2 separate regions of the Homo sapiens genome follow, and region 1 is linked to region 2. The links are chromatin loops, found by intact Hi-C in ENCODE. Cell type or tissue: IMR-90. All regions are shown on one strand. Region 1 overlaps MLLT3 (MLLT3 super elongation complex subunit). Region 2 overlaps FOCAD (focadhesin).

The links. Peaks named below come from ENCODE experiments on the same cell type or tissue, not always from the same donor. Only the 100,000 strongest peaks of a DNase experiment are listed, where the experiment ranks them.
Region 1: a loop joins it to region 2, with 4 times the contacts of the local background. A loop is called at or near these places in 1 of 110 quality-filtered maps.

What each region holds. Positions count from the first base shown.
Region 1 is chr9:20,568,527-20,572,526 of GRCh38, reverse strand. All of the region lies in intron 2 of MLLT3 (MLLT3 super elongation complex subunit), which reads left to right. Among named protein-coding and RNA genes, the nearest start is that of MLLT3, 52 kb to the left of the region's middle. In IMR-90, no CTCF peak of the experiment used is centred here; a DNase peak (open chromatin) is centred at 1,596; H3K4me3 peaks cover 156 bases; H3K27ac peaks cover 1,261 bases.
Region 2 is chr9:20,979,537-20,983,536 of GRCh38, reverse strand. FOCAD (focadhesin) reads right to left here. Exons shown (of 44, transcript NM_001375567.1): 38 at 1,851-2,111; 39 at 1,091-1,180. Among named protein-coding and RNA genes, the nearest start is that of HACD4, 50 kb to the left of the region's middle. In IMR-90, no CTCF peak of the experiment used is centred here; DNase peaks (open chromatin) are centred at 1,826 and 2,306; H3K27ac peaks cover 1,216 bases.

The sequences.
Region 1 (4,000 bases), 410 kb after region 2:
CCACCATGCCTGGCCTAATATTTTGTATTAATATATAAATAAATAACAAACTATATATTTTTGGAGTATAATGTGATATTTTGAGAGCTTTATAGATTGTGGAATGACTAAATCAAGCTAATTAACATATCCAACACCTCACATACCATTTTGAGATGGCAAGAACATTTAATATCTACTCTCTCAGCAATTTTGAAATATACCGTATATTATTATTAACCGTGGTCAGCTTCCTATTTGATCTCCAGAACTTATTCCTTCCATTTAACTGCAGCTTTGTGCCCTTTGGCCAACATCTCCCCATTCCTCCACCCCTCTGTCCCTGCCCCTGGTAACCACCATTCCACTCTCTACCTCTGTGAGTTTGACTTTTTAGATTCCACATACAAGTGGGATTATGCAGTGTCTTTTCATGTCTGGTTTATTTCACTTAGCATAACGTCCTCTAGGTTCATCCATGTGTCTCTTTGACATACTGATTTCATTTCCTTTGGATATGTACCCAGAAGTGAAATTGGTGGATCATGTGATTGTTTTATTTTTAATGTTTTGAGGAACTTCCATACTGTTTTCCAAAATGGCTATACTAATGTACATTCCCACCAACAGTGTGCAAGGATTTCCTTTTCTCCACATCTTTGCCAATACTTGTTATCTTTTGTTCTCTTGACAAAAACTGTTCTAACAGAAGTGAAATGATATCTTATTGTGGTTTTAATTTGCATTTCCACAATGATTAGTGATGTTGAGCATTTTTTTCACATACCTGTTGGCCATTTGTTTTGTCTTTTAGAATGTCTTTTCAGGTCCTTTGCCCATTTTAAAATCAGGTTGTTTTCTGCATGTTCTCACTCATAAGTAGGAGTTGAACAATGAAAACACATGGACCCGGGATGGGGAACATCACACACCAGGGCCTGTCTGGGGGTGGGAGGCTAGGGGAGGGATAGCATTAGGAGAAATACCTAATGTAGAAGATGGGTTGATGGGTGCAGCAAACCACCATGGCACGTGTATACCTATGTAACAAACCTGCATGTTCTGCACATGTATCCCAGAACTTAAAGTATAGTAAAAAAATACATAAAATCAGGTTTTTTTTATTGTTATTGAATTGAGTTGCTTATATATTTCAGATATTATGCTCTTATTACATGTAGGTTTTGCAAATATTTTCTCCTATTAATAGGTCATCACTTCACTGTGTTGTTTGTGTGTGTGTGTGCATGTGCTTGTGCACACTATGCAGAAGTTTAGTTTGAGGCAATCCCATTGTGTAGTTTTGCTTTTGTTGCAGTTAAAAGGTTTTTGTTGGAAAGTTAAAAGCTTTTGTTGGAAGTTATAAGCTCACCTGCAGCATTATATGAAAATAAATCTTTGTTTCCCAAGGAATGATATGTATATGTGTGAGTACACGTGGTGGTCCTTGTTTTTTTCTGTGTGTAACTAAGCCACTGTGTGCTTTTCTATACTACAAAGACATGTCTTCTATTTTCAGTGAGTGATAAAGCCTAGAGTTTTACTCATGGCTTCTTAATTTTGTATGAAATACAGTTTAGCAATTGTGTAGTTAGTTTACAAAGTCTAGGTATGACTCATCTTCAGGCTATGGCTTTTTCAAGTTATGCTTAAAGGTCAGAATCTATTTAGTTCTTAACCCTGCCTTTTCTAAGTGGGAAGTTAGAGTCAAAAAAAGTAAGAAAATATGGAATTTGTTGGGACTTAATCCAGACCTATAGGTTTCTTATTTTATTGGGTTGCTTTTTAAAGAAGAACAATCGGTATTGCTAGGAATTTCCAGAATTTCTAAGTAATTTGAAAGTTAATCGTTTAACAGTGTTCATAAAAGTTGGACCTTTGGATTTTTGATTTTGCTTAAATGTTTGGTTCTGACAAATACAAAAATTGGTAAGGTTCACAATTCATTTTCTACTCATGTCATAAATGTACATATGTCTAAATCTGTTTTGTTGTTATAGACATTCCAGAAATCTCATTTAAACAAAAATAGTTTGATGTAAGTAGCTTAAGAAATTGTTAAAACTGTGATACATGTAGGAGAAATAATTTCCATGTTTGTTAGAAAGTGTAGTGTTTATGTTTAGCCATATTAATTTTAGTTTCATTTCTCTTAAGTGTTAGTGAATAACCTTGAAAAAACACAGTACTTTGACTCTGCTGTTGTTGTTTATTACTACCATGCTAGTAATGCTGACGGAAGAAAATTAAGATTCTATGACTTGATTCTTTGGAATTCTGACTGTTGTCACTGTATAAATAAAACAATCTCTGGCTGCTCATGCAGTTTTTGTCCCTTACAATATAATATCCTGGCATTTTTCATACTCTATTTTCAAAGCCAAGGTCTAGAATTTTAAGTGGGAAATTGGCTCTGAAATAATCAAATGCCAAACAAAGCCCATCTGAAAGTCCAATAAAGTAAAATTATAGTAATTGCAAAATAGCGTTACTGAGCTAAATCCCCACAGTTTGAGGATCTTTCATTTATAGAATAGATGCTGTTGTGTTGTCAGAGTGGAGGGAATGTAGTTTGGGCCAGCTGGGGGCAAATGAGGAGCCAACGGTTCATTTTTCTGCTAGGGTTATTGGAGGAGAAAGGATGTTTGCAGGTACAGACCACAGCGCATTAGGTGGGGAAGAAGACTTTACTGAGCTTCTGCTTCACATTGAGTGTCAAGCACTGAGCTTTACGTATACATAGGTATGTTAGCTCCACTAAACAGGGACTGAAATAGCTAAGAGATGACGTGCCCAAAGTCATAGAACTTGTGAGTGGAGAAACTGGGATTTGGAATGGTCTCTTCACTCCAAACCTTTAGAACTGGGTGTTCTAAATACCAAGGACACCGCTGAGTTTTCCCTAGTGCTTGTTTGCTGAAGTTTTATTATAGGTTGTCGTCATTGGCTTGTGTACTTTTTGAAATATCAAGCATATTATAAGTATGTTGTAGTAGATTTCTGTGTAGTCTTTCTAACAGCTCTGAGACTTTGAAAAGTCTTGGGACATCTTGGTGACTGTTTTGTGGGGTGTTAATTGGGGAGTGTAGATAGATGATTGCTATTATTGCTATAACTGTTTTTAAAGAGGGAATGAGCCTAGATTTCAAGGTACAACATTGGGTAATGGTGTGTGCAGTAACCCATGGAGGCTTTCTGGGTCTCGAAAACAGTTTTTGCCTACTAGCAGGTATCTGGAGCAGGTTACCTGGTTTCTCCGAGTCTCAGTTTTTATAAAATGGGAACGATAAGAGTTCCTTTAGTGTGTATGTGAATAAGACCATGGGAGGCACATAAGTAAGCATTCTGTAAATGCTGGCTGCTGTTGTTGATCTTATTGAGGCTTATGGAACTTTTCATTCTTCTTGATGTATTCCTTTTACAATCATTTGTTCCCCTTGGTCGTGAGCATGGACAGGAGGGGTGTAAGTGTTACCCTCACATAGGGTTACGTTGGAACCTGAGGCTCTGGATAGTTTTCCTTTGGGAATTTTTTGAAGTAGATGAATTATTATCTTTGTGTTTGGGAATTTTCTCTCCTATTTTTTTTCTCTGAGACATCTTAAAGACAAAGATGTGATTCTTAAATTCTTGGAATCCCTACTCCAACCCCACTCTATTTTTACTCTCTCAACCTCAATGTCTTTATTTCTGAAATGAAGGTAATAACTTCCTCTCAGGACTGTAGTGAGGATTAGATGTAAATACAGACAAGTTTTTTGTACATAACAAGGACTTAATCAACATTAGCTGAAAGGGGAAATAAACCTTGTTAAACAGATGATATTTTCCTTCAGGAAAAGAAATTAACTTGTCTTACTTTCTGTTGGGATATTTTTGTCAGATTCTTTTCATTCTATACTTGTTACATCCTCACTGGAAACTTTGTTTATATGGATTTTTGGGTGTGTACCCCTCAGGGGACTGTAGTTTTCTCTTAAGCTTGGATCTTGCTACAGCTTGGTTTGCTTGTATTAGAATG
Region 2 (4,000 bases):
ACAGTGGTGGGATCTCGGCTCACTGCAACCTCCACCTCCCGGGTTCAAGCGATTCTCCTGCCTCAGCCTCCCGAGTAGCTGGGACTACAGGTGTGTGCCACTACGCCCAGCTAATTTTTGTACCTTTAGTAGAGACGGGGTTTCACCATGTTGGCCAGAATAGTCTCGATCTCTTGACCACATGATCCACCCGCCTCGGCCTCCCAAAGTGCTGGGATTACAGGCGTGAGCCACCGCACCTGGCCCCAAATATTCTTTAACAGTGGTTTTCAAACCTTAGGATACACCAGAATCACCTGGAGAGACAATTAAAACATAGACTCCTGGGCTCCGTCTGCAGAGTTTCTGATTCAGTAGGCCTAGATGGGGGCTCAAGAACTCACATTTCTAATCATTTCCAAGGCGATGCTGATGCTACTTATGCAAAGACCACATTCTGAGAACCACTGCCATATGATGCAGAAATTCAAGGATCTGATTGAATAGGCAAACCTGCCATAAAGTAAAATAAATGACACGAAGTCCACCAGCTATAAGGGAGCTCACAGTTCTCTAGACCATTGGTATTAGTTGGTATGCAAAACTGCCATTCAAATACAAGTGTGTCATTTGGCATGTACTTGTACTAAGAAATGATTCATTATTGATCTGCAACTCAAATTTAACAAAATATCTTGCATTTTGTTTGCTAAATCTGGCAACTTTACTGATATGCTACTTTTTGCTCATTCATCGTTTGACTTGGGCATGGGTGTGGGAAATAAATTATCCTGTGTCAGGGCTAATAGTGCTTGCTTTTCAATCAACCACCTTCTTCATTCCTAAGGATAGGATCAGGTGAAGGACAAAGTGGGAGAAATCGGGTTAAAAAGTTATTCATCCATCTATCCATCCATACAACATTTGTTAAGCACCAACCACATTAGTAGGCTGAACAAGAGGCTCAACAATGTAAATGAAATATAGTTTCCTGAAATTAACCAATAACAAAAATGAAGCAAAACTTGCTTCAGCCAAACACTGAAATCAATTATTCAATCGTAATTTCTGGCTCAATAATGAAAAAAGGTATAGAAAGATATGTTATTACCTTAGTAACCTGGGCGATCCGATTGGCATCATCATCTGTCATTTCTAAGAGGCATTTTGCTATGCTGATATACAGCTCTAGATCCTTTCTCTGATAAAGAAAAATCCCAAACATGTCAACAAACAGTGTAAAATAACAGGTCAAAATGTTCTGACAAATTATTAGATTTTCTTATCCCCATGAACAGCAGCTGATGAGATTTTAATTTTAACCAAACCAAAACATTTGGCCAATTTTTATCATTTTGAAGACATCTTTCCTGTTACTTTGTGTTTTTTTGTTTTGTTTTGTTTTGGCTATACATTTTTCTCCTTATCAAAATTCCTTCATCCCAAATAAATTTCTAACCTCTTTGTAAAATTACAATTCAGAGGTCTTTTGGGGGAGGGAAGGGCGATGCTAAATTGTTTTATATAAACAGTATATGGGAACTCATGCCCACGGATTCTCCAGGTGTAAAGCGTAAGGACTTCTGAGCCTTCTCGTCTTCTACAAGAGGCATTTGGTAAAAACGCCTAATAGCAAATTTCCTGGTGCAGCACTGGTTAAACTGCTTCTAAGCTTGCTCAAAACTTTGGTTCTAAATATTCAACCTCAATTTAGATCTTGGAAACAAATACACTCCTAGTAAAGAATGTGGTTATTTCTTGCTAGCCTTCCCACCCACATTCTTAAAACATACACCTCCCCACTTTGCCAAGAAGCCTTTAAAATATCCCAAACATAAATTGTCAGGAATGTAAATATTTTTGTTCCTCACCCGAATCTTATTTGGCAGGAGGTCAAAAATTTTCCCAGTAGCTTCAGAGAGCAGACTCCAGAGGTGGTGGGCAGGGCTGGGCAGTTTCATGGCCTGGCTCAGACCGTGTAAAGCACTTGGGCATAGCTCAGGACTTCCAAGTGGGGAAGCTGCTTTAAAAACTGCCACCATTAAATTTTCAACAAAACCCAGGATCTGTTCATCAGAGATGTGTTTTATCCACAGAGGTGCAGATATCAGGAGATATCTCTTGGTATTCAGCTGGAAGTAAAACAGAAGGGGTTGAATGTAAATAGGCAAGTCTGGGTTTGCAATGTTCAAAACCTGTACATCATCACTGTGTTTGAGGGTAGACTGAGAGATAAAAGGTTCAGGTTACTTCCTTCCCCCTTCATTTTCCCACAGCTTCACGGTCCAATGGGCCACCAATGCATGTAATTTTGGCTTCTGCAGTTACTTCTGATCCAGGGTGAATCATGTGTTTATATGGGATCTGCCAACCCATCTGTGAACTACTCAGCTTAAACCTTGGATGTTTTCAAGGTTTCAGTGACGGGAATAAAATGCTACTTCTGAAAGTACATGACAGTTACTTTTCAGTTTTAAAAGGTCACATTCTCTGGCAAGAAAAGCTCTGGAAGATGAAAGGCTCAACTGCTGAAAATCAACTAAACAGAGCATCTGATACTATTAATTTCTTCTTCTGAGAAAAAATAAGGAAGTAATAAGGAGAAGTGACATGCTGGGACCATTTATGACCAAAGTAAAACCACCAGCTGAGCACGTAGAACTGACCAGGCACCTTAGAGTTCATGAGAGCCAAGAAAGGGCATGTTAGTAACAGCTCTGTTATATGACAGACTTCAACCAAGTGGGCTTCAAAAATTCTTAGGAACATAAACATGCTACTAAAGGGGCAGCAAGTCTAAAATAAGTGATCTAAAAATAAAATCTGGCAAAATAAGTGATCTAAAAAGTAAAATCTGGCAAAAACTTTTTTGTGTGCTATTTTTGTTTTTTCAAGATAGCACACAAAAATAGGGGAGGGACAGAGGAACAATGTTTTCTGCAAATTTCTAAAAAGATCAGTGTAGTTGCATGAGTTTTCTCAAGACCTCATTTTAAAGAATATGCCATCTCAGATCATTCTATATTTAAGAAAATGAACTCACAAACTTAATTTATTAACCAAGATAACAATAAAGATAAATAATCAAAGACAAATGCACAGAGTAGCACAGATCTAAAAGATAAATGAAAGGATAAGTAAAATTTAGGAAAATTTCGAAGGCCAACCCAACAGGCTGGAAATAGGTCTGATTCAAAAGTAAGAAGGAGTGAATAGAACAGGGCTTTGAACTCAGATAGATAGAGCTCTCTCTTTTATTAGCTAGGCAAACTTTGCTTGACCTCCATTTGCCTCAGTTTATAATTCTGTTAAAATGGAAATAATAAAATGTATCTCTCAGACATGAAACAAGACAGACATAAAAAAATTCATATTGTATAATTCCATTCTAAAGAATTTCAAAAATTTATATGAAATTTATATATAATTTATATAAAATTATATAAATAAAGGTTATTTTAGAAAGGCAATACTACAAATAGAAAGCAGATTGGTGGTGGCTTGGGTCTGAAGCTGGGAGTGGGGAATGACTACAAGCAAGCACAATGGAACTTGTCAGGTGATGGAAATATTCTTGGTGATGATTGAAAAACCTGTAAAGGTACTCAAATTCATCACATTTTACACTTTAAAACAGCCATATTTTAGGCTATATAGATTATAACTCAACAAAGCTACTTTTAAAACTGTCCCGTCAGGCTGTAGAGAAATTAAGTCTGATTTCTGTAAGTACTCACTGAGTGCTTGCAGGTACCAGGTGCACAGCAAGGGCTCAGTAAGTGGCAGGCAGCTGGGAGCCACTTGGAGCAGACAGGTGGAATGAAGTTAATACCTGACAGAAAGATGCAGACCTTGATAACATCCACTTTCAATTAAAGACAGTGAGGAGGAGTAGGAAAGGTTTAAAAAAACAAAAACAGGCCCAGCGTGGTGGCTCACACCTGTAATCCCAGCACTTTGGGAGACTGAGGTGGGCAGATCACTTGAGGTCAGGAGTTCGAAACCAGCCTTGCCAACTTGG